2 separate regions of the Homo sapiens genome follow, and region 2 is linked to region 1. A link is a loop called in an ENCODE intact Hi-C map of the cell type or tissue named here. Cell type or tissue: heart left ventricle. All regions are shown on one strand. Links, peaks and the distances in the headings refer to the core of each region. The heading gives the core; the rest is flanking DNA.

What was found. Peaks named below come from ENCODE experiments on the same cell type or tissue, not always from the same donor. Only the 100,000 strongest peaks of a DNase experiment are listed, where the experiment ranks them.
Region 2: it touches region 1 in a loop (2.4-fold over the local background); 3 of 110 quality-filtered maps call a loop at or near these places.

Annotation. Positions count from the first base shown.
Region 1 is chrX:150,494,746-150,510,521 of GRCh38, reverse strand. MAMLD1 (mastermind like domain containing 1) reads right to left here. Exons shown (of 8, transcript NM_005491.5): 6 at 7,005-7,248; 7 at 476-560. The coding sequence ends at 520. It overlaps LOC124905223 (a long non-coding RNA gene), which reads right to left. Exons shown (of 2, transcript XR_007068346.1): 2 at 11,108-15,776. Among named protein-coding and RNA genes, the nearest start is that of MTM1, 66 kb to the left of the region's middle. In heart left ventricle, for the core only: a CTCF peak has its summit at 5,887; no DNase peak of the experiment used is centred there; H3K27ac peaks cover 3,228 bases.
Region 2 is chrX:150,588,228-150,604,003 of GRCh38, reverse strand. It overlaps MTM1 (myotubularin 1), which reads right to left. Exons shown (of 15, transcript NM_000252.3): 2 at 11,327-11,399; 3 at 7,434-7,506; 4 at 5,318-5,412. The coding sequence starts at 11,389. Among named protein-coding and RNA genes, the nearest start is that of MTM1, 27 kb to the right of the region's middle. In heart left ventricle, for the core only: no CTCF peak of the experiment used is centred there; no DNase peak of the experiment used is centred there.

The DNA.
Region 1 (15,776 bases), core at 2,370-10,369:
GGGAGCCCCTGACACAAACTTTCTGAAGCAGAGCCTCCCCAACCCCTTTTCCATTCCCTATACCTGACAGATGGCCCAGGAACCCATTAGAAATGGAAGGTCACTGCAGCAGTATGTGAATGTGCGTGTGGGAGAAGGGCAGGATCAGAGCCCTGGGGGTGTGGCAGCCCCCAAGTGATTCTAATCCAGATCCTAGGGTTGTTTCCCTGTCCCATTGAAATAGCTGCTTTAAGGGGCCTGACTCAGGGAAATCAGTCTCTTGAATTAAGTGGTGATTTTGGAGTCATTTAGACCAGGCCTTCAATTGGGATCCTGCTCTTAGAGTTGGATGAATTATTTAACTGATTTTCAGATCTCCTCTTTCTCAATGCTTTCAGAAGCACAGTAACTGCTTACTCTGAAATGAATTCTCACCCCACTTCCACATATGCACCCCTTGCCCACCCCTTTGGGAACACTGGCCTTAACTGCTTACCTTCAAATGGACTCATCTGTTGGGAGATATATGCATTCTGCCGTTCAGGGGTCATTGCCATAAGACCTGATCTCTGTTCCTCTTGCTAAACAGAAGATGAAAAAGACAAATTAGATTACAGCTACCAATTAATAATTAGCCTTAGGATCGCTGCGTGGGGACCTAGGACTTGGCTTTGGTGCAGCAGAAAGCATGAATAAACACACCAGCATACACTCGCATGCATGCCCCACCCTCTCGAGCAAAATTCCACAGGTATAAATAAAGTAAGATTCTGCACCTGGGTTAAAAACACAACTGCAACAGCATAGAATGGGGCAGGAGAGACAGAACTTAATAGCAAGAGCACACAGAAAAAAGTTTTAGGCATTTTGGATGTCCATCTGCTCAGGATGGGTCAGCAGTGAGATGCGGTCACCAAAAGAACAAATGTAACATTAGGCTGCATTAATAGAAGCAGAGTATGTAGAAGGAGGGAGGTGACAGTCCTATGCTAACTCTGCCTTGGCCAGACTATACCCACAGGAGTCTGGGCATGCCAGTCTCAGGGAGACCCAGACAGACTGGCTGCATTCAGAGGATGGTAAGTAATGAGAGTGGGGATTGGACTTCAAACTACCCAGACAAAGAATGGCTGAGCAAGCCAAGGATGCTGTGGCTGGGGCAGAGCAGACTGTGGGCTATGTAGTGGTGGATACCTAGCCTCTGCAGGGCTGTCATAGGGAAAGGACATTGAGAAGAGGACTGAGGCTTGTTCCTGGTGGTCCTGGCATGAACGGCCAGATGATCACATGGTCAGGTGGACACAGTCTCCAACACTGGGAGTAGCCAAACACTTACTGCCAACCTCCCGCCCTTCTCCTGACTAGTTGCAGCATAGGCAATTGGGAGGAGCTTCCTGTCTCCATCTGAAAGCTGGCTGGGTGGGCAGGGGGAGGAGCGAGCCAAGTTTCAAGGCCGCAGTTTCAGCACTCAGTCTGGGATCGGCTCAAGGAGCAAAGGGGAAGAACATAGCCAGGAGGGAATAACATGAAGGCCCCCAGACCCAGAAAAGGCATGACTTGCTCTGAGACCCTCAGCCAGTTGGTGTCAGGTTGTGACTCGGATCCAGGTCTGACTCCCAGTCCAGTGCTTGAAGCCTCACCCCACACAGTGAGGGGAGCCCGGCCATCTCTGCTCAACTGCTGCCATCTCTCTCCCCTTCTCAACCACCAAGGCAGCTCTGTCTGGGAGCACAAGCTCCAAGTCCACTTTCTGGTCTGTGTCCCCCCGAAGATGCCAGAGGACTTGCCTCTACAACACGGGCTGCCCGTGCAGTGCCTGCTTTTCCAGCAAAGGGCTTCTGGGAACCCTTCTCTGCACTCAGTGGGGCTGGTGGGAGTGGGGCGGGGTAGCGACCCAGTGCTTGGGACTGTGCCCGGCTCTCAGGCCTGGCAGCAGTTCCTGGCCTTGGTTCCTGCCAAGGCAGAGAGGACAAACACATGGCACCGGGAAGACTACACCAGAAGCGATTCCACCAGACTGGGGTTTGCTTTTCTATCCCGCCCTTAGCCTGCTTCCTGTCCTGGTCCCTGCCTCCCCCTCCACTGGAGCTGCCGTGTGGGCAGTGAGGGGCTGTTTCTCAGCTGCCCTATGGAGCTGCCCTCTCCCTGCCAAAGCATTGGCAAGGCGGCAAGGGGTGGGGGTGGGGATGGGGGGTGGGATCTGCCTTCTCAAGCTCTCATTATACTGAGCACGTCTCACCCATTATTTTATGTCATCTAGCAACACCCCATGTGGACACTGAGGAGCATGGGGGTCACATGACCACTGCCCAAGGCCACACCATCCGGATCTGCCTGAGATGGTCAGGGTTGGCAGCCATTTCTGAAGGCAGTCCTTTCGCTTTGGCTCTTCTTGTACCAGTCTCAGGACATCAGGGCAGAAGATCTACAGTCCCCAGCTTACTGATGTGACAGCAGAGGCTCAGAGAGGTTAAATGACTTGCCCAAGGTGACACGGCTAAGAAGTACAGTATCTCCTAACTGCAGACCAGGTGCTTCCGCTGCTTCTGGGGACAGATTCCTGCGTGGCTGGCTAGGTCTAAACGGTCCTTAACTCCATCCCCACCGGTTGCTGCATTAGTTTCATCAAATAACACAGTTGTACAGAGGTAGGGGTTCAGGGGCAGGGGCAGATGGAGGCTGGAGAGTGTGACTAAGGAAACAGCAGGGGAAGTGCGGTAAAGTCCGAAGGGAGGGACGGAAAGAGAAAGCCAAGCCCAGGGGCGTGCCAGACAAAAGGAAAGGCCACGCCGGGGCAGGGCAGGCTTCAGCGGGTGCTGGGGCGTCTTCATCCCGGGAAGCACACATTCCAGAGGACCCCGGAGTCTAATGGAAAAGCTGGCCAGCCTATCACTATGGAAACTGCCAAGGCCACACAGCGCTGCTGACACCCAGCCTGGGTGCCGGTGGCCAGCTCTGCAGGATCTTCAAGTCTGGGGTGCCACCAGCAAGCGACGGTCCTCCATGGTCTCTTCACCTTACGGCAGTGTCCAGAGGCACCGCCAGTCCTCTGCTCCTATGCTGGTCCTGCTGTCCCTGGCCAAAGGAGCCAGAGCATTCTCTCCAGGCCTCCCGAGGAGGCTGCTTCCTTTGTTTTGCAGATGGAGGCTCCCATCCTTTGTTCTGAATCAATGTGCTCCAAAGATAAGCCCCAAGAAAACAGTTGTTGCCTTTTGACACTGACAATTAGAATCGTTGGAAAATGGAGAAAACAGGAAATGACAAATGGTTTCAGTGACCAGGAGGAAACCGTGCCTGAAAGTTGCTGCTTAGTGACTGGGACACTCGCTTTCTGCTCTCTTATGAAGGACAGCCTAGGCCGTGTGGCCTTTTATAAACAAAGCTATGAAGGGGTCGTCAAATTTTCTAGGGCTGCAACTGTGGCACTACGTCCTGTTGTGCCAGGTGACACTGACAAGCAGCACTGAGTTCTATGCAAGCCCAGGTGTGCTTCTCTCATGGTGACCCCCAGAGAACTAAGGCCCAGCTCTTCCTCTGTCACACCCCTCCCAGCCCCCACTGTCAGACAAGGGACCACATTCACAGACAGTCTCAGCCAAGATGGCAACCTTGGAAGTCCTGGGGATGCCTTTCTAGAAGCTTTAGGCTGACGCCAGGGAGCTGTAAAGCCCCCACCTGTCCCTGGGGGTTGTGTGCTGGGCAGGAGAGAGGGGAAAGAGCCCAAACTCCACCACTGCCTGCTGGCACAACTGAGCCCACGCCAGGCACTGCACCAGCTTCACTCACCAGCTACCACATGCTAATGTCTCCTGTTTACCCAGGTGCAATCACCTGAGTGCTGCTTTCTCACCACTGCATGGGAAGAATGATCTCATTACCAATTCAACCACTTAAGCAGGCAAAAGGACTCCAACGGGGGAAAGGCAGAGGACAAACGATTCGGGGACTGAGACAGATGCCCACAAAATGTTCCTGGATTTTAGCCGGATTCGGGCTGAAGTTCCTTGCCCTATGAGCCCTTGGAGGAGAGCATCCTGACTCAGACAAGAATTCAAATGACAAGACTTCTGGGGGATGGCAGTGAATGGATCCAAAGCCTTGTTTTATAAAGAATGTGGAGGAAGGGAGGAAGGAAGGGAGGGAAGGGGAGACTGAGAGGGAGAGAGAATAAAGAAGAGGAAGAGAAGGAAGAGGAGGAGGAGGAAGGGGAGGGGAGAGGAAAAAGGGGAGGGTAGAGGAGGAGGGAGAAGGGGAAGGGAGGACAGAAGAGGGGAGGGAGCGGGGAGATTATCTACCCCTCCATGCTAGGGAACTCCTGTCTCCTTTTCCAGCAGACACTGCTCCATGAGTGCCCCCACAGAGAGCCAGCCTGCCACACAGCAGAAGGTGCTCAGCTATCTGTCCCAAAGGTTGAGCACTAGTGTATTCCACAAGGAAAAAAACCTTCTTTTGTACTGTTTGGAAGCCAGAATTAGAAACAACTCGTTCACCCTTCTGACTTTCCCTTTGCAATGACAGGAAGATAGTATACTGCATGGGACCACCACACATTCAAGATCTGAGTTGTGGGGACCCCCACCCCCACATGGGTGGAGCCCCCTGAGACCCGTGGGCTCTGACTGGCCATGGCCCATAGATAGTGACAACATACACACTGCTATCTGAAGCCTAGTTGGAGGACGGATGGATGCTTTTAGGAAAAAATTCCCTTTAGTCGTCCCTCAGAAACTACAACGGCTTCCTAAAATGAATGGCAGGCAAGTTTTGATTGTTTCCTAAGTTCCCCCTAACTCTCAGAGCCTGTGACTCAGCTTCTCCAGAATGCCTGCAGGGAGGCAGGACCACTGGGAGTAATGAGCACGAATTGGGCCACTTCTCCCAGTGGACTGTTAACGCCGAGATCTGGGGTGGAACCCACTGAACACCTGCCCTTTTGCGTTGCCCAGAATGCAGCCAGAGGGATACGGGCCACAGTAACTCTGGGGCCCCTGAACCTACCTTCCCAAGACCCTGACGGGAAGGTATTGCTTACATGACAGTCCAGTCAGTCCCTCTGTCACTCAGTTAACAAACATGGTCATGGGTCTACTATGGGCCAGGCTCTGTTCCGGGCATGGGGATAACACCGTGTGTCTCTACTCTTATGGACACAAGTAAATCAATCAAAGCAGATAATGTTCTAATGACCACCCAGTAGGGTGAAGGGATGGAGGGTGGGCAGGTGCTGGCAGAAACCTAAGGTCAAGTCATGGGACCCCAATGGGGAACTGGAAACTGCCACACCATTTTCTATGTTAGGGGTCTTTCCTTGCCCTTCTAGAGACCTCACCCATGGTAATGATGCTGCCCTCAGGTTTGAACTGGTCTGAAGCTGTCACTGGGGGCTTCACAAAATGAATGCCACTGAAAGCAAACGGCAGAGATCTGTATATGAAATTCTTTTTACCCTTTGTTTTCTGTCTTCCCACATGATCTATGACTGCTGCAAACTCTATTCTGACTCCTCCTCAGTCTTGGCCGGTCTGGGAAGAACTTGGTTTAGATGCTGGGAATGATCCCGGGCAAAGGAAACAAATATATTTCCAGCTTGCTTTTCTTCTTCCCCTGTGGTGCCTGCATCCTCTGTCTCGCACTGACTCACAGGCTGGACTGACAAAGTGGCTGTGTTGACAGGGAGGATTTAGTGGATGCCAGGCCTGACCCTCAAAGGCCCTCAGGTGGGGCCAATTTCCAAGGTTCTTAGAGAAGATTTGGGGCCACAAATCTGCTCTGCCACTTCACTGCTGGGTGAAAGCTGTTGGCTTGAGAAGAGAGAGAATAGGTGAGGGACAATAATTCTCAAGGCAAGCTAGCTGATATCCTTTCATCTGTGGCTTCCAAAGACAGGGAAAGGCAAGGCAGACCAGGGTGGAAACAGCGACATCCTGAGGGGACGACGTCCGTTTTGCTAATTCTGTTTCCCTGGCAGCTTTGTGCTGGACAAGATTTCTCTGGTTTCAGCTGAAGAGTGAACAGCTGAGGAGCTCTGTGACTCTGAGAGAGAGAGAAATCAATAGCCCTTGAAAGGAAAGCACTGCTTGTTCTTCCAGGCCAGGGCAGGCAGGATAAAGAGAACAAGGCTGTACATACCAAAGCCGAATTTCCATTAAAGGCCAGAATCCTGGGAGGCCCTTTCAGCTTAATGACCATCTTCTGATCACTATCACTTAGAAAATGTTCATGTCTCCAGTTTTCTCTGCAGATAGTGCAGACATCCTGTGCACATTGATATTTTATGCACCAGATGCAATTCTCTGCAAAGGTCCCCTCTGGCTGGTGTCCATCCGCTTGCTCTCATGACCACTGATGCGACTCTGGGGGCAAGTCAAGCCATTCCTTCTAGACTCTAGAATCTAGAGGATGATCCCAACTCACAGGCCTCTTGGACAAGCTTGCTTTGGATTCCTTCTGCCTGTACTACCCAGACTGCCAGTCCTCCAGCAGGGCAATCCAACTTCCTGCCTCTAGGGTGTGGGAGTCCTGGGCGGGGTTTGGAATCCACAGCAGATGGCTGGCAGGAGAGGCAGTTCCCGAGCACCCACTAGGTGCCAAGCAGGCAGGTATCAGGTGCAGGGCTTCGGAGGTGCAGAAGCACAGCCCCTGTCCCCCTCAGGTTCCCAGTCTGGCCTCAGGGACAGACAGGCAGGTAGGTATGGAAACGGGGTACTGGAAGGCATACAGCTGAGGGAGAGAGCAGCTGCACCCTGGTCAATCCCCCACTCATTTCCCTGGAGGTGGGGCTGAGGCACCTGGAGCACTCTGCTTGCTTGGGTTGTCCCTTTGCCAAAGAATGCCGGGCAGAAAGTAGAGAACAAGCAGGCCCAGGAAGCACTAGAAGTCCCTCATGGGTGGACAGAGCTTTACCTTCGGAGCTGTCACCTCCTGTGTTCCTCCCAACAACCCTGTGAGGCAGGCGGGCAGGCTGAGCAGGGGACTGTGCCCCGTTGACAGATGAGGAAAGCGAGGCTCAGGGGGAAGTGACTTACCTGTGGCGTCGCAGCTAGGCAGTAGTGGAGCGGGCACCTGCCTCCAGGCCTTCGGATCCCAGCTGCCCCAGGGCGCTGCCTCTGAGGTGCTGTACGAGGAGGTGACTCGGGCCAGCTCATGAGCAAAGGAGCTGCCGGGCAGGAAGGACTCACTCCCCAGGGCCTGGCAGGACGGGGGCTGTCGCCCGAGGCTGACCTGGGGGTGCCTGGCTTCCCCAAGCTTGCAGGCTTTGTCTACATGAGTCTACAACAACCGATTGAACAATCCATCAGCTGCTTGGCCACAAAATGGTTCTGACTGATCTTGTCACTGCCCTGAGTGTCTAGCTGGGTCATCTGGGTGTTGTGGTTATACCCACCAACTGCTTTGGTGGAACGAAACCAAACAGCTTTGTGATCTTAGCTTGTCTTGGGTCATAGACTTCTTTGAGAACCAGTTATAAGCTATGGTTTCTCTCCACAGAAAAAGCACTTATGGTGTCTCCCCCTTTCCAGCCCACCAACATTTTACATCTAATTTGGGGGGGTTTTCTGGACCACTTAATACCCATCCATGGATCTCATGTGAAGACTCCCCTGGCTTGAGAAATCACTGTCTTGTTGAAAATGGGAACAAAGCTAAGTCAGATAGCTGGTTCATCAGCAATGACTTTGACCAAGCCTGATCCCACCCTACCCCACCCCACCCCAGTGACCACCCCCCACAATGGAGCACACAACTCTAAACTGGTTTGTAGGTATGTGTGTGTGAACACGCTGAGGAATCTGCAAAACCAAATGGTGAGTGCAAAACCAAACAGTCACGAGTAAATCTCACAACAACCACGTCCTGAGCTGCAGCCCTTGTTGAACTATACCCCACTAGGGCCCCAAGATTTTAGGACTTGTGTGTGGGTGGGACCTCCCCTTTCTATCATGCTTTAGAAGACAGGGATTTCACCAGAATTGAACATATTGAACATATGACCCATTTTTTTCAGCCAAAGGCAATTAAAATAACTTCATACTTGATATCCATGTCAGCAAAAGCTGCAAAACGCAAATGGGTGGCTGCTAAGAGCCCTGGTACCCTGACGAGCACACCAAGTGCTTAGCAACAGTGGTGTCCAAAGGACCAGCTGGAAGCCTGCCTTGATGAGAAGTTGCTCTTCTTTCTACATGAAGGAACACCTCTACTCTCCTGCTTTTAATACCTGAGCTGTGAGTGATCATCTATGTCCATTAGCAAACATCCCAGTGGAGAAGGAAACACTCATACCCGAAATCTAAGCTACATAGTTGGAATCACTTCAACTTATTGCAATAAACACTTACTAAGCACCTATTGTGGGCAAGTCTTTGCAATGGATAATAGTTCAGTAGATATTTTGATGTAATATTTGAAATAACAATAAAAATTGCCACCACTGAATTTATTGAGCATTTGCTGTGCTTTAGGCACTAACCCAGGTTCTTTAAATATTTGGTCTTATTCGATCTGTATAAATAGCCATCTATGAGAAAGGGACTATTATTGCCCTTATTTTACAAATGAGGCCAATGAGGCCCAGAGAGGTTAACTAAGTTGCCCAAAATCATACAGCCCACTAGTGGCAGAGCAGGATGCAAACCCAGGCTTGCCTCGTTCCCAAGCCCACATGTCGTTTGCATTGGTGTGGAGGTGTGCATGTGTTTAGTCATTAGCATGTTATATGATAAGCAAGTTTTGAAACATAGAAACTTAAAATGTGCCATTAAGAAAAGTACAGGCAAGGTTTTCCAAGGGGAGGTGTGGACCTCCGGACAAATTTTTAAGAACAAATTATAAATACTTAAAAATGGGAATAAGAAGACAACCTAACTACCTGAACAGTTTTAGAGATGACTCATGCCCACCCTCTAAAACCCAAACAAAAACAACAAAGTCAAGAAAACCCATGAAATCTTAGCAAGCGATTTCTATGTACTTGTGAAAAGGATTTCTTTACCATTCTAATGGGATTTATGCCAACCATAGAGGGCTCAGTGCCCCTCCCATGGGGTGGTTAGTGAGTACAGAGCTGAGCTCACCGGCCATCTGCAGCTTCATGTTATCAAGCTCCAGTTTGTCCTTGGAGCAAGGTTATCTGGGACATGAGCAGAGGCATTGCTTTCTACAATGGACAGTTCTTTCTGCCTGCATACCTAGCTCCTTGATAACTTTAAATACCATTTTATAGCCACACTGGAGTTTTGAAGACCTCAATATGCAAATATTACTCAGGTTCTGATTACTTGTCTGCTCCATGATAACACACTCTAAAAGCAATGAATGGGGCTTATTTGTAGAGAACTGAAGCATTTTAAGCTTTTGCTCAGGAATCCCTGGTAGCTTCCTGTGACTTGCAAGATATTAGTGATGGGTCAAGAAACAGGACCCCCCATCAGCATAACATACGCAGTGCCTCAGTAGTCCATCAGGCAGAAAAAACTGCAGATGGCACATGGAAATGACCAGCGGCGGAAGATACCCCGACAGTGTGGGCAGTTCTATTTCAGCAGCAATCAAGAGGGGGCCTGGAGCCACTCAATCAAGTGGAGCAGGATGGGAGCAAGCACTGTGCAGACCAATGCAATCCCCAGTTAACACAAAAAATAAATAAAAGAGATGAGATTCAGTCTCTTGACTGTGACTGACTGGGAGCTTTATAGCTGATGCTTGTGTCTTTTCTCCATTTTATTTAATTAGGAAAAGAAACTGCTTATCACACACTCTAAGTGTGAGGTACAACCTCCACAGGAAAGGTTGTTAGGAACATTTCAACTTCTAGAAGTTTCTAAACATAAGGTAAATCCATCTTTGTCCTTGGGATCACTGCACATCTCAGAAAGGCAAATAAATCAGTAATTGGTGGGCATAATTACTAGCTCATGGACTGACAAGGTCTACACTATTTCGAATCTCACAGAAGTAAGCCATGGGACAGATAGAGTCTGATAGTGGTGCCCCGTTTCCTGGAGGTCACACTTACTCATCCCCCTGGACCCTGGGCTTCTCATGATTGTCAGAGAGTTTGCTGGAACCAGGTCAGCCCAGTTTCCCTTCCCCTGAAAAATCCTCCAATGGCTCGCACCAAGACTAGAGATGCAAGTGCAAGCACATCCACCCTCTCAGCAGCCAGGTTTTGCGTTCCATAATGTCACGTACCCCCAGTCATACCAATCTCCTTGGAGCTCTCCAGACAGGCTGCCATGTGTGGTCGGCCCTCTGTGCTTGTGCTCCTTGGTTTGCCAAGCCTGGAATGCCCTTTCTCCATGATTGTACTCTGGGAATTCTGTGTGTCTTTCGAGATGAAGCTCCTCCACCCTGGAAATTCTGCCTCTCTTTCCAGGTCCAGCTCCTGTGGCTGAATACCCTTGGCTGACTGAACATTCTTGCTGGGCCAAGTCTTAATCATCTCTAAATCCCTCTGGTGCCCCGACAGTATCTAGCCCAGGCAAAGGGCTCAGCAAATACTTGCAAAATTCAATAAACTTTACTATGTTACTAGCTTGGCATGATGTTCTAGGCACTTGGGAGATTATAATCTGGTGAGCATTGTGCTAGTCTTTTTTTTGGGATAAACACCAATGATAAACTGAGCCTTTACTCTCATTTTAGCACATCTACTCATCTCTTTTCAATGCTGGTGGGTTTATAAAACCCATCAGTAGAACAGAGAGTGATCATAATCATATGGTGAAAATAACATCAGCTAACATATTTACTGAACATGCTTTAGTGTGCTGGGCACTGAACTCTGTGCACATGTGAATTTGAGATAGATTGTTCCTAGCTAATAAGATGAGGAAGTGGAGATGGGCTTACTCAAGTCACACAATAGCAAGATGGGGTACAGACAGAAACCAAGCTAGAAACCAAGCAACCCCTGGGTTTGGAAATGCATGGGCTCCTCCTCTGCACATGGCGAGGAGCAGTCAGGTGCTCCTCCTTCTTTCATACTGAAATAACTCTGCACTTTTGGCTATTCTGTGACACTCTGTGCTATTCTGTAGCTCAAATGGCTCTGGTGCAAGGAGCTCAGATTATGACTAACCCCCATAGATATTCAGCTGCTTTGCAAGAAGTGGATGAATGCTCTGGCTTTATAAATTATTGACGAGATTGGATATTGGCCCAATCTCCACTCTGGTGATTCGGAAGGAGGCATATGCACATTTGCAAGGTTATAGTAGTGCACTCTAATTCCACTGGCTTCTGAGAGCTTGTAGGTTTCTTGACTTAATCATTCTGGAATTAAGGTAATGGATCCTCAACACCTTTTCTTTCCCTGGCCTTTACTAACCATGTAACAGAAATGAGCAGAGAAAACCCAAGAAAGCGAACTGGAGACTTGATGAGTGTGTCAAAGATGCTCAGAGTCCAAGGTCCTCTGTGGCTCACTGACTTCAGAAGCCAACCTCCGTTGTTCAAGTCACTTGTGAGGTTACTATGCTAGAGCACTAAATATTATCCAGATAGCCCAAAGAGGTGAAGGCAGACATGTGGAAGAACCTGGATTTTTGGGCAAGTTGATGAATGCCTCCTGCCCCATATCAAAGAGAGGTGATAGGAGACAACTTTGTGAATTTGAAATAATGCACCGGGGAAACAGGAAAACGTAATGTAAGTCACGCTTCTTGGCTTTTTTCTTGCCATTACCCTACTTGGCCAAGTGCAAATGGGATTTCAATATATCATAAGTATGCATCTATTAATAACAATGCAAGAAAGCTGTACAACTGAAGTCTGAGATTTTGTAAGAAACAGAATCTCTGTAAGCATCACCATCCAACAGAACTTCCTGAGTTGATGCTGAATCATCCCAGAAAGAATAGAATGCTCTAGAGCTGTGCTGTTCAATATGGTAGCCACTGGCCACATGAAGTGTGTAGCACTTGAAATGTGGCTAGTAAAAATGAAGAACTGAATTCTTGTTTTTTAAATTTTTTATTAATTTAAATAGTTACATGTGACTGCTGGCTACAGCAGTGGACAGCACAGCTCTTTGGCATGGTGGCTAAGAGTCCAGGCTCTGGAAAAAGAGAGTCTAGACTTGAATTATGGGTTTGCCACTTCCATGCTTTGTAATTGTGGGAGAGTTACTTAACGTTTCTGTGCCTTAATTTTCTCATCTGCAAAAGGGATTAATAATTGTATATTATTCATAGAGTGGTAAAGGTTAAGAGGACTAATAGAATTAGCACGTATGCAGTGCCTGGCATGTTGTATGCACTCCAGGAAGGTTAGCAGCAGCATTAATTAACAATAATACCTCCACCATATATCGAGCCCCTTTCAATGGTCCAGGCACTGAATTTTACACAGATTAGCCTAAAACTGGACATGCTGTTCTAGGTGTGGTCTGGCCAACATGGCTCAGCAGGACCTGTGTTTTGGTAAAGTAAATTAATAATAATAATAATTGATGATGATGATGATATTATAAATATTTACTGAGAACTTACTCAGTGTAAGGCACTGACCCTTTCCTAGGGTCATTTCAATTAATGAATCCTCAGGACAATCCTATGAAGGAGGTACTATTATAATCCCATTGTAAAGATAAGGAAACTGAGGCACAAAAAGGTTAAGCGACCTGCCCATGATCACCCATTAGTTAAGTGCCAGAGCCTAGACTAGAACCTAGGTATTGTCTGATTTCAAAGCCTGTGCCAAGCTTTGTGTGATCAAAGTGCCCAAGTGAAACTTTTGTTATTGCAGTAAGTAGACTAACAGCAAGAATATTTTGTAAGGCCACTGAGGTTCTACTGTGCAATGGCCGCAGAGCTGGCTGCTGTGAGACCCAGGTGTCCTCTTCTTTTTATAATAACTGTACCTTGAAATGAGGAGAACTCCAAGTTGGGGGACCTCTGTTATGATACGTGTGGTATGGTGGGTGGAGGGGGTAGATAAATCTCACTAAAGAAATTCTGGCTGGGCGCAGTGGCTCATACCTGTAATCCCAGCATTTTGGGAGGCTGAGGTGGGTGGATCACCTGAAGACAGGAGTTCAAGACCAGCCTGGCTGACATGGTGAAACCCCGTCTCTACTAAAAATACAAAAAGTTAGCCGGGCATGGTGGTGCGTGCCTGTAGTCCCAGCTACTTGGGAGGCTGAGGCACGAGAATCACTTGAACCCAGGAGGTGGAGTTTGCAATGAGCCAAGATCACGCCACTGCACTCCAGCCTGGGCGACAAAGTGAGACTCCATCTCAAAAAAAAAAAAAAAAAAGAAAAAAAAGAAAAAAATTTTTTAAAAAAGAAATTCTACAGAAAACTCTAGGGTAGCACCAATCCCACCCATTTGGTGGATCTGTTCTGTAAATTTGCATTTTGTAAAAGTTTTCTTGGAGCAGGGTATCCCCTAAGCAAGACCTGGAAAAATTTAGGCTTTCCTGGAGTTTTTCCTCCACAAACGTATATAATTTAACTTTAACATTTCAAAATATGTTTAGGGCTGACTGAAATTGACTGGGTCCAAAATCAAATTCACTTCATCATGTAAATTCTCAGATTTGAAATTTAATTAGAGAATTAAGTTCAACTGATAAATTGCTACTTTGACAAGGGGAAAAATAACCCAATAACAAAATGGTAGAATCCATAATGTATAAAGAAATGAAGGAATTACTATCCCCTGGGCAGTTACCTCACTGTGGCACATTCCTGTGGATATCCCATAGTGCTTGGCATAGAGTGAATCTGCAGTATACTTCCCACTTCTGAGGTTGAGGCTGTGGGGCATTTTCACAGTGACCAAGGCTGTGCCTGTTGTCAGCAATGCTGGGTAATGAGGTTGGTGGGCCACTGGGCATCATGCTACTTGGGGGAGCATCAGGGACGGGGTAAAAGAGGAAGGGCATCAAGGCTCTCCAGAGTCTAGAGTTTTAGTAGCCAACAACGGCCTGTGGCAATCGTTGCCCTGACAGTTTCTGGAAGGTTTCTATTTTCTCATGATGATGACGATAATGATGATGACAATAGCTACCATGTATTGAACACATACAATGTGCCAGGCACTGAGTGAAACGCTGTAAATGTTTACTAAGTGAAACATTCAATACCCATGGCAAGCCTGAAAGATGGGTACCATTATGATCCCCACTTAACAGGTGGGGAAAATAAGGTTCAGAAAAGCAAAGTAACTTGCTCAAAGTCACACCATATGTAACTGGCAGAGCTGGAAGCTGAACCTGGAGTTGACTTACATGAAAATCCAGGCTCTTAACCGCAAATACTACAAATGCTTCAATATGAAGCAATATTCAAAACATAACCCTCACCCCAACCCCCACCTGCCTTCCCAGCCTCAAATTCTCTCAGTATCTCCCTGATGGCACCTTGGGCTTCCAAGGGAGCCATCCAACTAACCGTCATGTTCGGGCAACCGAAGAAGGGAGTGGCAGGATTTCCTTTGGAGACTTCTGGAATTAGACAGCAGTTTAATGCAAGCATCTAAATTCTCTTCCTCCCAGAGTCTCATTAAAACTACAGTAAGAGTTTGTGTTTTGTTTTGTTTTTAAAGACAAAATCCCACCAGGATAGAGAGAATAGGAGAGGAGATAACAGCATCATAATTTATGAAACTAAAATGCAGATAGACCAGGATTAACTGACTACACAGCACCAAGGAAGCTGAATCACAAGACAGCAGAGGAGAAAACTGGAAAGGATCGTGGTCTATACGGCAGAATCTTCCCAAGCCTCAGGAGGAGGAGCTCTAGATGTTCCCAGATCTGGGAGGTAAAGTGGAATGGGGGGACATGGTCAGCGTAATGGGGTTGGGCTGGAAGCTGGTTAAGGAGCAGGCAGATCTCTGAATCCCCTCTCTGACTCTGTGTCCCCAGGCATCTGCCTGTCCCCCACCCTGGAAGAGGTCTGGCTTGACCCTTTGTCTGGTGAATTTCCTGCTCTGCTTTCCTGGTCCTGCTGGCCGGATCAGTGGAGGCCACTCACTTCACCCCACAGGGATGTTCTGTGTTGCCCTACACCTGGGAACTGGAGGTACTGGAGGCAGGCTGTGGTGAGCTTGAAAGCAAAACACAGAGGGCAGTCCAATCTCTTTGGCCATATTTCTTCTGCATATCCAATACCATGTCCACAACTCTGCTAGTGTCCTGATGGTGGTGGGCTCTACACATTCCCGGGAAGCTGAAGGCAGATAATGACCAGGACAGGTCAACCTCTCTTCTTCTGAAAGCCTTCATCTACTAATGGCCTGGGACTCTTCCCTTAAATGCTTAGATTGTGTCTTCCACTAAGGTTTTTTGCTGTTGCTGTTGTTTGTTTGTTTGTTTGTTTGTTTGTTTTGAGACGGAATCTCACTCTGTCGCCCAGGCTGGAGTGTAGTGGCACAATCTCAGCTCACCACAACCTTCACCTCCTAGGTTGAAGGGATTCTCCTGCCTCAGCCTCCTGAGTAGCTAGGATTACAGGCACATGCCACCATGCCTGGCTAATTTTTGTATTTTTAGTAGAGACAGGATTTCGCCATGTTGGCCAGGCTGGTCTTGAACTCCTGACCTCAGGTGATCTGCCTACCTTGGTCTCCCAAAGTGCTGGGATTACAGGTGTGAGCCACCACACCCGGCCAAGGTTTTTGTTTGTTTGTTTGTTTGTTTGTTTTGTATTGAGGCAGGGTATCACTCTGGTCACCCAGGCTGGAGTGCAGTAGTGCAATCACGGCTCACTGAAACCTCCACCTCCCTGGCGGGCTCAGGTGATCCTGCCACCTCAGCTTCCCAGGTAGCTGGGACTACAGGCTTGTACC
Region 2 (15,776 bases), core at 4,355-12,354, 91 kb before region 1:
TGCTCCCTTCCTTCTTGAGATTCTCTCTCCTACTGACTTCCATCACAGCCCTTTATCCAAAGATTTTCTACTGCTTTGGCTGCTGCCACTTGGTTGTCTCCACTGGCTCTTCTCGCTCTCCGCACCATGGAAAAGTGTCCATGTCCCCCGGGGTCCTCTCCTTAGCCCATATCTTTTTATGTTACATACTCTTCCCAGCTCATGAATGTCTGTGGTCTTTAGTGCTACCAATATGCTAATGACTTCAGAAGCTTCAGAGTCAGGTTTCCAACTGCTTCTGAGCCATTTCCACGTGGTAGTTGTAGAGCTGTAAGTCCATGCCTTCAGACTAATTTCCCCATTGGGCTTATCTACAACATATTCCTTCTCCTGTAATATGTCTATTCAGATGAATGGGAGCAGCTCCTATCTTTCAAGTGAAAGTTTGTTCAACTCCATCTTCCAAATGGCCACTCAAGCCCTCCAAATCTCTCATGGCTGTCCCCTCTTTTCTATCTCCACTATGACTGTATTAAGGCCCTTATCACTTACCTAGGAAACTAAAATAACTTCCTAGTTGGGCTTCCTGACTTCAGTCTCTCCCGCCCCTAACCCATCACACACACACTGCAGCTGGAGTTCTCTTCCTGAAATCACATTGGATATGTCATTGTCTGTGTAACTTGCATACTGCTTAACTGTGACTTATGAGACTCTTAAGGCTGCTGGCTCTTCTTCCAGCCTCATCCTCTTCTGTTCCCCACTCCTCCATCAACCCCCAATGTTCCAGCTCCAACCGATCATTCAACCATCTTCATAACAAATGGTGCTTTTCCATATTGTTATACATGCGATACAGAAAAGTACCATATAGACACGGTAACTCTCTACCTGATATGCTCCTTTTTCCTTCCTGTCCAGAAAATTGTTACCATTCTTCAAGAGTTGGTTCAAGTATCATCTCCTCTATAAAGCATTCTATGACTTGCTACACTGGCATAATCGTCTTTTCCCTTGTACGTCTTCTTCCTTCTCACAGCACTATGCATACCACTGTAGGCTTTGTCATATTATACCACAATTACTCAACTCTATATCCTATGAGGTTATGCAGGCCTCAGGGTATAGTATTATGCACCTTGCACAGTATTAAATTCACCATGGTGCTCAGTGAATGTTTCTGGAATGAAGACATGAATGCCTGAATGAACGAGGGTTAAGGTATCTTTCTCATGCACTAGAGCACCTAAACACAAAGTGCTCCTGGAAGGAATCCTGAAAGCAGTCTTACTCATGGTAGTCTACCAGATTACAGGGTATCACCTACCTACAGTAGGCCCTACTATAGTCACAACATTAACCCAAAGCCAAATTCCTTAGTACCCTCAAGGCCAAAAGGTAGCTATGGGATTTCTCAAATCCAGAAGCAATGTTAGTATTCAAGATGCCACAATGTAGCAGGAGCCATACTGTGGTCAAACCACAGTGACTAGGCCTTTGCCCTCTGAGCAGCACTAACAACTTAGGAGCCCATTTCCTCCCAAGTTCACTCAATACACTTTTACTGTGTATTACTGTCTACCAGGACACTGTACTAGCTAGGCATGAAGGACCAAATGGACTCAGCATTTGATAAGACCACAGACATAGCAGCAAATAAATATGACAGAATCCATTCATTCAACACACACTGACTTAGCATCTTCAATGTGCCAGACTCCTTCCCAAGAACTGAAAGAACATCAGTGAATAGACAGACAAGCATCCTTGTCCTTAGAGAGACAACAAACAAGATGAATCAGTGAAATATATAACATAGGACACAGTGACAAGCACTCAAGAGAAAAATTAAACACAGAAAAGACATATTAAAAGTTTAGCTAAAGGGCCAGGGAAGGTTTCATAGCAATGTGTTAATAACACAGAGGCATGAAGAAAAGGCTGCAGGGACACAAAGAAGGAATGATTCCTTCAAGAGAAGCTGGGGAAGACTCCAGAGAGGGTGTGGCTCTTGAGGTAGGTTCTGAAGGATGACTAGCAGCTTCTGAAAGGGGTGGAGAAAGGGCATCCAGGTTCCGTGAGAATGGCACATGCATGATGGGAGAAGGAAAGGCTCTGCGTAGTTTGAGAACAATGCACTTGGGAAGAAGTGATGTGAGTCAAGGTTGGAGGAGTCAGAAGGACTTTTAGGCCATACCAAGAGAATGGATTTCACTCTGTGGGCAACAGGGAACCGATGATAGTTTTGGAACTGAGAAATAAGCTGGTCGGCCTCACTCTAAGGACGAACACGCTGGAGACGGGGCGTGGGCCAGAATGCAGGGGCAGACCAGGCAAGGAGGGCTAGGTAGAAGCAGGCCACTGTGGCAATCTCAGGACATGGACACTGTTTCTCTACTTCTCTGGGCAACAGGAGGCAGGGAATCTGCCCTTGACTCCTTACAAAATAGCAGAGCTGACTCCAGAATCAGACCACACACATCTGGACTCATCACTCCTACTGCAGTGTTTACATACCTGAAACAAACAGGTGTCCACTTCAAAACGCCAGTGAGATGACAGCTTTTTGTCAAACATGCAACAAAATTTTTTTCAGTTTGCAGCAGAATCCACAGTTAATGTTCTTGCTTAGGACTTTAATTGAAGAAACACTATGATGACTATGTTTTTAGACTCCTGTATAACCATTTAAATGGCATTCTTTATATGATGTTTTCTGCTGTCAGCTGCTTGCTTTTATACTTGGACTAAATGTTGTGGCCAATTGCTCAAAATGTTTATGTAAAACTTAGTGGAAGAAGAAATAAGTTAGTAGTCAGTGTCAGACAGGCATTTTATTCACCCACTCAGCACTAACTCCATCCTCTAGGGCATCATATACAAACAAAAATAAAACTTGCTGAGAATTCTTCCAATTGTAAAAGTAATACATGTTCATTCTGGGTTTTTGAAAAATATTGACAAGTGAAAGGAAGAAGACAAGACATGCATAATCCCTTTCTTCAGATAGCCCAAATACTGAAACCTTTGGTGTACTTCTTTCCAGCCTCTTTTCTACAGATAATTTTTGTTTTTCGTAGTTGAGGTCACACTACATACACAACCTTGTCATATCATCAGTTTGAATAACTTCCCCAGTTCATCATCAGTGACAGCATAAGGTGGAACTGGCTACACAGGGTGAGTCAAAAAGCCAAGAGTACAAGCAGCAAAAGGGACCATAATGTTTAATTGCAACTTTTGATAATTCTCACATATATTAGCATAAAATCTTTCAATCTATCCTAATTTGACCCTTGGGAGCTATACAGAATAAATCGAATCCCTGCTCCACAGAAAGGCACTTCAAATATTCAAAGATGGGTCCATCATGTCCCTTTTTAGTCATCTTTTCTTCAGACAAGATCAGCATTTATTTTGATCACTGCTCCAACTGCAGTCCCTTCACTAACCTGGTTATCTGTGTCTGAACTCTCTTCAGTTTGTTAATGTCCCTCTTAAAACTTGGCATCTGGCTTGGAATACAACACTTCAGATGGGGCTATTGTTACATTTTGTCTGGCAATTATGTTATACTTCTGTTAACTCAGCCTAGGGGAATATTAACTTTTTAATCAGTCATATCCAATTACTGGTTCAAATAAGCTTGGATCCGTTAAGACAGACCTCCTATCCTTTACTGATAACAACTGAGTAATTGTTATCTATATCAATTTTATATTATTAGTTTTGCTCCAATATCCTACCAAGTTAAGATCATTTCAAACCCTGATCCCATCACCTAGCACACATTGGCTAGTATGGGGTTTTTCATACATTGGAAATGCATGTCTTCTATGTGCTCCTCTGCATTGCATCAGAAATGCTGGAAAGGAAGGGCCCTACACAGCAAGATGTTAGCGACCACCCTTCCTAGCATTAAGCCTGAAATCCATAGGCTGTAACTCCACCTAAGTGTACTGCCACCATTTGGCCCAGGTGTCTTTACCGGAGTCTGTCATATGGCCTTGGTTCCATCAAGACAATGTGTCAATAACACTCCCAATGGTTGGTTTCTTTTCTAAGGACTTAAAAATCATGTTTAAAATGATTATTTGTAGAATTTTTGCCAATTGTTGCCAAGGGTGAACATGCAGCTCGCTGTTGTTAATTTTCAGAATCTTCTTTCCCATTCTGGAAATCTAGAACATTCACTCATCTCCACTCTTACTTAAAAGTTTGAACAGAGTCACATAAATAAAATGCCCTGTGGCCTGATCCATGTACATGTCCCTACAAGCACTGTGCCAGAGGAGATTCCAGAAGTTGGGGCAGCTATAAAAGTGGGCTCCCACAGCTAAGGCAATGGGGATAATAAACAGCATTTTTTCAGAATTCAGACATAATAATGAACACCATAAAAGAAAAAAAGATTAAAAGATACAAACTAATCTAGATTAGAACTGTCCTAAAAAATGGTGGGGTAAAAGCAATAAAAAAGCTACATTTCCCCGACAGCCTCAAGGTCACCTGTGTAGAAGCTGCTGATGGGCTACTCTCTGTGAACCCTGGACCTCTTTCCCCATTCACATCCTATCAAAATATACCTCCCCTTCAGGCTGACCTGGGCAATGACAACCCACCACATCCACTGGAAGTCCTTCAGTGACAGCCACAGCAGCTACTCACTCTCTCTTCCCTTTCTGGGGCATCTCTTTTCCATGTTATTGTCCTAGTGATGGAACATTCCTCAAAATGCTGTGACAAACCTTTCATGGTCAGGGATTGAAAAGGTAGAGTGGCAGTAAGCCATACCATAGTCATCCTAGTTCTACACTGCTACCTGGTGCTTTATCATTGAACACCTGGAAAAGTTCTAGAATGCTGGGCTTCACCCAGAAATTCACATCACTATCTTCCTCTGTGATATTTTAGAAAATATAACTGTGCCAGGACCACAGGTCTGGATATTCTGATGCAGTCTATCCAGGACATCTGTATTTTTTTATTTTTAACTTTTATGGATACTGTGTTGTTAAGCTCCATAAGTGGGTTTCATATGTGCTTCTGGCAAAGAACCACTGTTCTACACCTAACTTCTCCAAACTAGCAAATGGTTACAATTACTAACCCCTCCCCCACCATTATGAGGGATAAGACTTTTTTTAATTGACCCTGTTCCTTACATATACAAGTGTTAGTGTTAAATGAGTTTTGCATAAGCAAAAAATTAAGAGTTGAGAAGCAAATATACCCCATGTTAATTTGACCCACAGTCAATCTTGCAAAGTAGAAGAGAAACAATTTAGCATTATCTTTAACAGTTAGGGTCATCTTTATGGTCTTATATTCTACTTACCGTTTCCAAACTTCTTAAATAAAGACGATAATTTGTGATGTAAACTCTTCCCTTAATGGGGCCATTGAAAGGACATATGTAAATAACTTCTTTGTCTATTAAGATAAAAAAAGTACCCTAAAATAATGGAAATAGATACCAAGATACACAACAAATGGCACTAATTTAATATAAACTATTCAGCTAAGAATAACTACAATTTTAAAAATTACTGAAAAGGCTGAAAGCAAGCACTGGCAATGTTTCTACATTACCGTGCTGGGTTGAGTTGGGGTAGTGGGAGAACTAGTGGGGCCACACCACCTCCAGGCACTAACAGTGCTTCCCTGAGCTTTCCCACAATGCTGTCACTACCTGGGGCAAGGTGACAATAGAAGTGAATGAGAATACTGCTGCTGCTACCCTAAGGTGGTTGTAAAGGTAACTATTTGAGCTACTTCAGCCAGAGGACGGCAACTCACCTGGGACAGTCTCACGGACTAACCACTAGACTGAGAGATGAGGCTACCAATCTCTAACCACAGAAACATAATCATGTTTTTAATAAATAAATGTCAGCAGTAGAAATCTTTCCAGTTTATTCTGTCTTTTTTTGTTTTTGAGATAGGGTCTTGCTCTATTGCCCAAGCTGGAGTTCAGTGGCACAATCATGGCTCACTGCAGCCTCAACCTCTCAGGCTCAAGCAATCCTCCCACCTCAGCCTCCTGAGTAGCTGGGACTATGGGTATGCGCCACTGCACCCAGCTCGTTTTTTAATTTTTAGTAAAGATGAAGTTTTGCTGTGTTGCCCAGGCTGGTCTCCAATTCCTGGCCTCAAGTGATCCTCCTACTTTGGCCTCTCAAAGTGCTGGGATTACAGGTGTGAGCCACCGCACCAAACCTTTTTCTTTTTAATAGTCTAGAATAGAGTTTGGCTAGGTTCATTTCAAACACTGAAGTGATATAAAACAGGTGGCCGAAAGAATAGTACATCTTTGGTAGAATAAACATAAGGAGAAGCTAAATCAGAATAATTAATTATAATAGAAATATGCCTCTCATCTTTCAGGGATGTCCTTGAATGTGTTAATGACTCGTAATGATTTTGAAATCCCTTTCTCTTCAAGTTCTAAATAAAAAATACTTAATAAAGCTACTTTATGCTAGTTCCATTAGTTACCACCTGGGTTAAGGTTCAGGCGCTGATACCTACCACCAAAACTTCATATATGAAGACGATCAAAAGTAAAATATCTTCTTTGCTCTTATCCAGAAATTGGGATGAACACATCCCACTGGTCTCCATTTCAAGACTAGAATGTGTGCAAGTTTGTGGACTCAGAAGAGAATTTCTCATGGTGTATGGCTAATTCCCAAAGGTACCTCGCTTAGGCCCGCCATCTAATTAGCACGAGGTTTTAGCCATTTAAGCTAAACAACCCAGATCTGAATTAATCAAAAGGTTCCCTGGAACAATGGTCATCACATCTGCTTCAAATACATTGAAGTCTGAAAGGAGGGTGTTAATCCACATATAAAATTTGCCCAGAACATTAGCACTTGGCTTAGAAGCTGTCAGATGCTTCTATATTCTTAAGCCGTAGTGATCTAGCCCTTCCAAAGTTGATCCCTTCCTTTTAGTATACGTTTATCATGAAAAATAACATCAAAATATTACCTAAATACTAACTTCCATTTTCTGACGAATGAAAGATATTTTAAAGCAATATGTTCTCCTATATTTCAAAGAGGAGAATGATTAAGCCTTCAAGCCTTTAAGTTTATCATTTTAAAGCATGCATCATTGACTGGAAATCATTTTGCTCTTAAAACCTTAAACCATGAGAGCTTATGGCTCCAATGAGAGACTTTCAAGAGATAATCCACATTTTTTTCCCCTAAATCATTCTCAGTCTTTGGTACAGACACAAGAATATCACTACCCTTGTGAGCATGAAGCTCTCAAAAGAACTCTTTAATCAAGAAAGGGATGCAGAGAGTTCTGTGTTAACGCTTCTAAACAAAGGTAGCCTATTTGTCTAAGCCTGACTGCTAAAGAGTAAGCGGGACTGAAGCCACCTGATCCTGCCAGACTTCTCCTCAAGTTATGCAAATCTTATGTCAGCAGGTCCTTACCAGTGATTAGTGTTTCTCCTGGAAGTCGAGGAACAGCCTCAGTGAGATCTCGATTGACTCCATCTCGAGACGTCTAGAAACAAAACAGATGCATCAGAAGTAATGACGTTACATTTACACACTGTTTTTAAGCAACTAGGAATACAAGCCACTAGAAATATGTTTTTTAAAGAAAAAGCATTAGAGATTTAGCATTTGGGAAAACTGGCACAAAAATTCAAACAAAAAAGTTACAATCTGGCACCAACATTAATTAGATGTGTCAACTTCTAGTATTAAATAATGCTAGCATGCTTTTCAATAATATTAATTTTTAAACTACATTTCCAAGCACTTTAAAGTTAACAGCTTTCGGGAAAGTGATAAAAAGTAAACATTAAGTGTGTTCTATAGATACACATACACTGTAGCAGCTTTCTTTTTTTCATATTCAGCCATCTTTTGGGAAGAGTAGGAAGGAAAACTTCAATTCCACAGAGGCTTAACTGAATAACAGCACAGCCATTAGCCAGAATCCTATTACAATGCCCGAAAATCATTGATTACCTATTGCGTTTCCTATTTCACTAAGACCCTTCCTCTCTTTTTACTTCCTCACATTTACTAAGATCCCTGTCCTAATAAGAGGTAAGAGTGGTCTGTCAGAGAACTTTTGAGCTGGCAAAAGTCTTAGGAGCCATTTGTACAAATTCTTCACATCACTTTACTATTTCTCTAGGCTTCCTGGCTTTAGAGGTATTCCCAAGCATGTGCCTCATTCAATCACTTCCACAGCTCTGCTAGGTGGGCACAGTAATATTAACCACTACAACCTGCAGGCGAGTTCGCAGAGCCTAATTTGCCATAGCTACCCATTGTCTTTCAGGTTATTCAGCTGCCCTAGTGGATTAATACGAAGATGTGTTGCAGGTGCTAGTCTGATGACATTTGAGGCACATCACTAACATCTGTTTGGGCAAAAAGTTTTTTTCAGCAGTATTTCATTTTTTTCTATTTGTTGTCCAAAATCACACTGCAATCATTTCATAAGTGAAGTTACTCATGCTTCCGTTAGAGCAGTTTTGTGAGTATTAAGTGAAAAAATATATATACAAGCACACTTTTATTTTTTGAGACAGTCTTGCTCTGTTGCCAGGCAACAGTGGTGCAATCTTGGCTTACTGCAACGTCTGCCTCCCAGCTCCCAGGTTCAAGAGATTCTCATGCCTCGGTCTCCTGAGTAGCTGGGACTACAGGTGTGTGCCACCACGCCCAGCTAATTTTTGCATTTTGAGTAGAGACGGGGTTTCACCATGTTGGCCAGGCTGGTCTTGAACTCCTGGCCTCAAGTGATCTGCCTGCCTTGACCTTCCAAAGTGCTGGGATTACAGGTGTGAGCTACTGTGCACACTTCTGTAAATTATCAGAGGCTATGCAAATGGAGAGAATTATTATGAAACAAGAGAAATGTGAATTGTATATTCAGGTGAGATATAAGCTGTCAAAGAGGGGTGTTATGCTGAATCTTTAATGTTTTTTTTTTTCATTCAGAGGCAAGAATGAAAATTCCTAGCCAATTTAAAAAATTTTCTAGTACTTGCAAGCTAAACATTTTAACCAGCTGGGCAAGACAAACTGTTCTCAGCCAGGAATGCCTTCCTCAATGAGAAGCAAAACCACACACCTTATATAAATTGTAAGAGAGGAAAGAAATTATCACCCTTTAACACTCCCTCTCACTAACTAAAAACAGGCATAACGAGCAAATGCAATACTCAGTATACCTTTTAAATACCACAGTTCTAGGTCAACCACAAAATAAGGGAAGTGAATGTCTGATTAAAACAGGATAACATGGGATTAACATAGGCTATACATTATACCAGAGCAGCATTACACAAAGGATTTATAGTTACATTCTTGAAATTACTCCTGTGTTTAGAACTGATTCTGGTAACATAAAAATACTTAAATACAATAAAAACATATAATCTTGGAGATGAGGATGGTCCTTGTAGGCACCCAAAACAGAAAATATAGATTGATATATGTGATCACATAAAAACTTTAAACTTCAGTATTTCAAAATCAAAATACCATAAATACAATTAAAAGGCCAACAATAAATCAGGAAGAAGACTTGTAACATATTATAGAGCTGATTATCAAAATATAAGGAACAAGCCAGGTGTGGTGGTCCATGCCTGTAATCCCAGCAATTTGGGAGGCTAAGGCAGGTGGATAGCTTGAGGCCAGGAGTTCAAGACCAGCATGGCCAACATGGTGAAACCCCAACTCTACTAAAAATACAAAAATTAGCCAGGTGTGATGGTGCACACCTGTAATCCCAGCTACTCGGGAGGCTGAGGCACGAGAATCACTTGAACCCAAGAGGCAGAGGTTGCAGTGAGCCAGGATTGCACCACTGCACTCCAGCCTGAGGGACAGAGTTAGACTCTGTCTCAAAAAAAAATTATACACACACATACACATATACACACACACACGGAACACATAATCAATAAGAACTCCCCTCAAAATCCCCAAAAGCCAAATAAAGGACATGAACAATCACTTCACAAGAGAAATGCAAACTAATAACAAACACACTTTTATTTACTTATTTGAGACAGGATCTCACTCTGTCGCCCAGGCTGGAGTGCAGTGGTGAGATCTCGGCTCACTGCAACCTCTGCCTCCCAGGCTCAAACAATCTCCCACCTCAGCCTCCTGAGTAGTTGGAACTATGGGCGCACGCCATCACACTCGGCTAATTTTTTGTATCTTTGGTAGAGACAGGGTTTCACTATGTTGCCTAGGCCAGTCTCGAACTCTTGAGCTCAAGTGATCCTCCCACCTTGGCCTCCTAAAGTGCTAGGATTACAAGCATGAGCCACCTCACCTGACCATAAACACACTTTTTTAAAAAAGGTTAACCTCATTAGTAATCAAGAAATACCAATGAAAAGATCACCTTTTGCTCCCTTCTGATTGCTTAGGCATCTCTATCCACCTGGTGGGAGTATAAATTAGCCTTTCTGGTGGATAATCTTAGGGCCTTAAAGGGCCATGAATAAAGCTTATTTTAAATTAATCCCTTCCTTTGAATGCACATTCCAAAATCTCCCTCTAATTACACAATCTCCCCCTGGATACCTTGAACCATTTTCTGTTAAAGTTGTATTTGTTTTGGTTATGCAACAATTTTATCATAATTAGAAAATAATGCCAATAATTAGGAAGGCGTAGCAGCCTGCTCAGCAGGCCTTAGCCTTCCAGTATGTCCTTCAGCAACCTTTCCAGGTGGAGGATTGCCTAGTACCTTAAACATGAGGTCTAGCAGTAATTTCACGAGACAGAGGTTTTCAAAAATGAAGTTATGTGAAAGGATTTACAAATGTAAAACTCACTTAACACATATAAGGTATTGTATCTAAAAGCTTTTCTGGGCCGGCGTGGTAGCTCACTCCTGTAAATCCCAGCACTTTGGGAGGCCGAGGCAAGTGGATCACCTGAGGTCAGGAGTTCAAGACAAGCCTGGCCAACATGGCGAAACCCCGTCTCTACTAAAAATACAAAAATTAGCCGGGTGTGGTAGCACACGCCTGTAATCCCAGCTACTAGGGAGGCTGAGGCAGGAGAATCACTTGAATCTGGGAGGCGGAGGTTGCAGTGAGCTGAGATCTTGCCACTGCACTCCAACCTGGGCTACGGAGCGAGACTCTGTCTCCAAAAAAAAAAAAAAGCTTTTCTAGAACAAGGTGAGACAATAAAGAAACCACATGTATAAATGTATTTATATGTGAATGAATAATAAAATTCATAATTCAATAGGCCAGCCCAAAATGACCTAATATTCAAATATCAAAATAAATGCAAGGAAAGAGACAGATAAATCTGAAAATTCAACTTACCCTCTTAATAGACTCATTCTCCAAGGAGTGTGAATTATATTTAGAAGTTGATGCAGAAGCCATCCTGGAAACTCTACCAAGAAACACAACATTCAATATCAACTGAATTTGTATGCAATTTCAAACATATGTGACATCTGAGACTTAAATATGGCAACTGAGAGCAAACGGTACTACTTTACAGGTTCTATTTCCATACTAGGCCCCAGTGGTAATAAGACATACAAACGATGAACCAGAGCACAGGCAGTATGTGAGAGCTCCAATAAAGGTGCAGGGGACTAGGGGAGAACAGACAAGGGGAGCTAAATGCACAAGGGGGAGCTCAGCAGAAGACGCCATACACATTCCAGGAATTTTAATTCGTAGTGCTCTAATTGCCATCTAAAAAAACTTAATGTTTATTAATTGTGCAACAGGCCTCAAATTTCCATACTCCTTATTTTTTAAAGATAATTTAGAGGCAGCCGAGCAGAATGAAAAAAGAATGGACAATTTAACTCACACTATTTTCTCTATTAAGAATTTTGTTTTCTCCAAATGATGGCAGTTTAGAGTGGCATGGATTTGACTGAAATCAAATTGGTAAGATTTGATTTAATCAGTATTTTCTAGGGAAAGTATATACTTCATTTAAATAATGCATATTCATCACAATTCAGGCATAAATGAAAGCATTCTATTCAGAACATACACAAATACCATTTTAACGCAAGGATTTATTTAGACTTAAGAAGATTACAGCAACAACAGAACACTAAGTAATGCTTTGGTTATTTTATCAAAGTTTAGGACACAGATAGATACATATAAAGTCAGCGGGAGGTAAACCACATCCAATTCAACAAGGTGACTGTGGATATTTATAAATATCTTTTTGCCAGGCTGTATTAAGAGCAACCAGACACACTAACAAAATCCAGCAATGGAGAACATTAACCCATTTATGCCGGAGGTTGCAAATTATTTTTGTGAAAAATCAGACCTTGGTGATGACCTTGAGCAGCAGGATGTAAATAACTCCCACAAGCTTAGCGTTCCAATAGTGGAACACTAGGCATAAATGGGTTAACACACCTTGGCACAAAATCTAGTGGGATTTAACAGCTTCACAGTACTGGCTACTGTCCTTAAGAAATAGTCAAGAAAGGTGACGAAGTCACAGAAAAAGACAGCCACCAGGATGAAGAGGTGGGGAGATGGCCAGATAGGGGCCATCTTACAAGGTTAGGACTGTCAGGATTCCCCCGTGAGAGTTCAACACTACAAGGCCAAGGCTTGTGTCTGTCTGGTTCGTGGCTGTATCCTGGCGCACACTGGAACTCACAACTATCTGGTGAATGATTATGCGGCAAATATACAATACTGTGAAATGTCATGATGGGGCAAACATGTATACTAGTTCACCAAATCCCAGAACACTGGAACTAGGCAACTACCACTGATGCTTGAAAATTAACAATTAGAGCAAAATACGTCTTTATAGAAAGAGATACTCAACTTAGAAGAGCTGAAACTACCTACAGGTAGCACAATGCAAAATTAAAAGTAACTTTTTAAAAAGATTAATGAATAACACTAAAATGAATTAAATTCAGACAAAATCGTAAAATATGCTTTGAAAAACCTTTCTAACCTTAAGTTCATGTCCAAGCAAAATAACCCATTATTCTCAGAGATAGCAGAATGGATGAGATGAACTATGGAGCAAGTCAGATGTATCTGCTCTGAAATTTTTCTATTGACAAAACAAGACTATATATTAGGGGCAGATTTTCTTCAGTAACAGATATAAAACTACCTTTTAGTATAGATACTTTAATATTTAAAATGCTTCACTAATGTAAGTCAACATTTTAAAACAAAAAGTTAAATTCTTACTATCAAGTCAGTAGAAAAAATCTAAAATCCTGGTTGTACAGTCAACTCAGTCAACGTCACCACCCTGTTTATTCATGGGCCATAAAAGAATGATGAGTCTTCCTGCTATTTCTGATTTTCATGAAAAAATTTCAATTTAAAATGAATATAAAGGACGAAATCCCTCATTTTCCCTTCATTTAACTGTTTTACTACAACTCACATACCATACAGTTCACCCTTTTCAAGTGTACAATTTAAAGGTTTTTAGTATATCCAAAGTTGTGCCACCCATCACCACAATCAATTTTAGAACACTTTTATCATCCCAAAGAGAAACCCCACCCCATACCCATTAGCAGTCACCCACCACTCCCAATCCTCCAGCAACCACGAATTTGCTATCCCTATAAATTTGCCCACTTTGGGAATTTCATATAAATGAAACCGAACAATATGCAGTCTTTATGTCTAAAGCTCTAATTTTTAGAGGAACACCAGACACTACTACTACTGTTAATAGTTGGATCAAGTATACATCCGAGAAATCCAAAGGTCCAGATAACATGTGCCAGTTCCACAATGAGGCTTACTTTAAAATCTCATCAGTGAGCCTCTCTTTGTTGAATGGTTTTGATTGATCCCTGAAGATTATAGAAGCTGGAACAGCATCATGCTGGTGTGCACAAATGTTGCAGCTGACTACATTCAAATTCCAACTCTGCAACTCACCATTTGACCTTGAGTAGGTTATTTAACTTCTCTGGGCTTTGGTTGCTATTACCCCCATTTTACATCAACATTATTAGGTGAAACAAATGAATTAATACATTCATGCAGGGCTTGGAACCACACAGTGTATCTGTTAACAAATTACTAGTATTTTTAAAATTTTTAATTTTTATGAGCACAAAAGGATAGCTAGTGAATGCCAATGTCTTAGCCAATTCTACAAATTAGTCCTGACCTTGGAAATACTAGGAGAAAAGTTAACTAATACAGGGATAGCGCATGGCTAGCAGCCACTCAGTTATAAAGTGCTTTTTGCTTAAAAAAAAAAAAAAAAAGACAATAATGACTCTAATAGGAAAATGGAAAGCAGTGTAGTACTTTGGAAAATGTACTAGACAGGTGTGTACAAGCCCTGGGCTGTCTCTAACTTACCAAGCAAAGAAAGCTCATCCATATCTTCGTGTATAAAATGACTATGTTAGTGTAAAGGCAGTTGGATGATAATTAGAAGCTATAGTGAAGTCTACAAAAATCAGCTACCCTTTTGGTTACAGAGTATTTCATCCCAAAGCCCTAACAATCAAGTTTTTTTATCCTTTTTATTTAAAAAACAAACAAAAAAATGTTGATTTTTGGCTACCTTGGCTTTAAAGCAAAAATTAAAAGTTGATTCCGTATATATATGTTAACTACAGCATTCTAACCAGAGGTAGACTTCTATCACTTTTGATCCCCCAAAATAACCTTTGAGATGATTTAAGCCCAACCCTCTCCTATTACAGAGGAGATGCGGGGGGCCTAGAGGGTGTGTGACAAGGTCCTGGAGTGACTTACTGGCAGGGACAACTCTAGCCTAGGTCTCCCTGCATTGCAGAGTCCCTTCTACCTACAGAAAAGTGCTTCTAAGTGGTCTCTGGAAGGAAACCAGGTTGCACGTGACTGGTCCCAATCTCAGTAGAACAGCTTGAGACTAAGAAACATAGTTAAGAGAACTCAACTCACCTAGCCAACCAACCTTTGGGGCCTCTAAGCCCCAAGAATTTTATGTTTTATTTATTTACAGCACCTGTAACAGTGCCTGGCACCCAAAAGATACTTAACAGGTATTTGTTAAATGAGTGAATGAACTGGGCAATTAAGGATTGGCCAAGGAACATAACAGTTGTTGGCAGTGTAATATTTCACTTAAGCCACAAGTTCATACAAACTCATGTTTGAAATGGTACGACAAGGCCTTGGCTGATCAGGATGGTCCAGGCAGGGTGGTTCTGGGCAGCAAATTTAAGTGTATATACTGTTATGTAGTTAACTGCAGGGTTAACTTGTACCCCTTTGAAACGATTTGCACTGAAAATAATTTGAGTAATGCTATCTTCCCTTATAGACTTTTCCATGAACATTTCAAATTAAGGTACAGCCGTCCCAGTACAGGGGGCTGGGATTGGTCAGTTGAATCTGTGGAGGCAGATACAAAAACCTCTTTCACCGCGCCCTTTTTCCAGACTAAGGAACTGTTTTTCCTTTTCTGTTGAATATGAAAAACAACAATACACAAACCTGAAGCACACATTAACTAAAAACATTAAAAAATGCATGCCATTTTAACGCTTATGTTAAGAATCTAAAAGCAGCAGAACTAGAAAATAATTTTGATCTCTGCCTCATAGGGCCTTTGCAAGCAAACTGTAAACACCACGGAGAGCTCTATTTCCCATCGTCACCTGAGTTGAGATCAATGGCCCTGAGTGGTTTTTCTGAACTTTTCTGTATACAAACAAAACAGTGACAAAGGTATGCAGCTTTTGTCTTTTGATGAGCCTTTAATGTGGTTTATGACTCTGTGTTGGCATTTACGTTA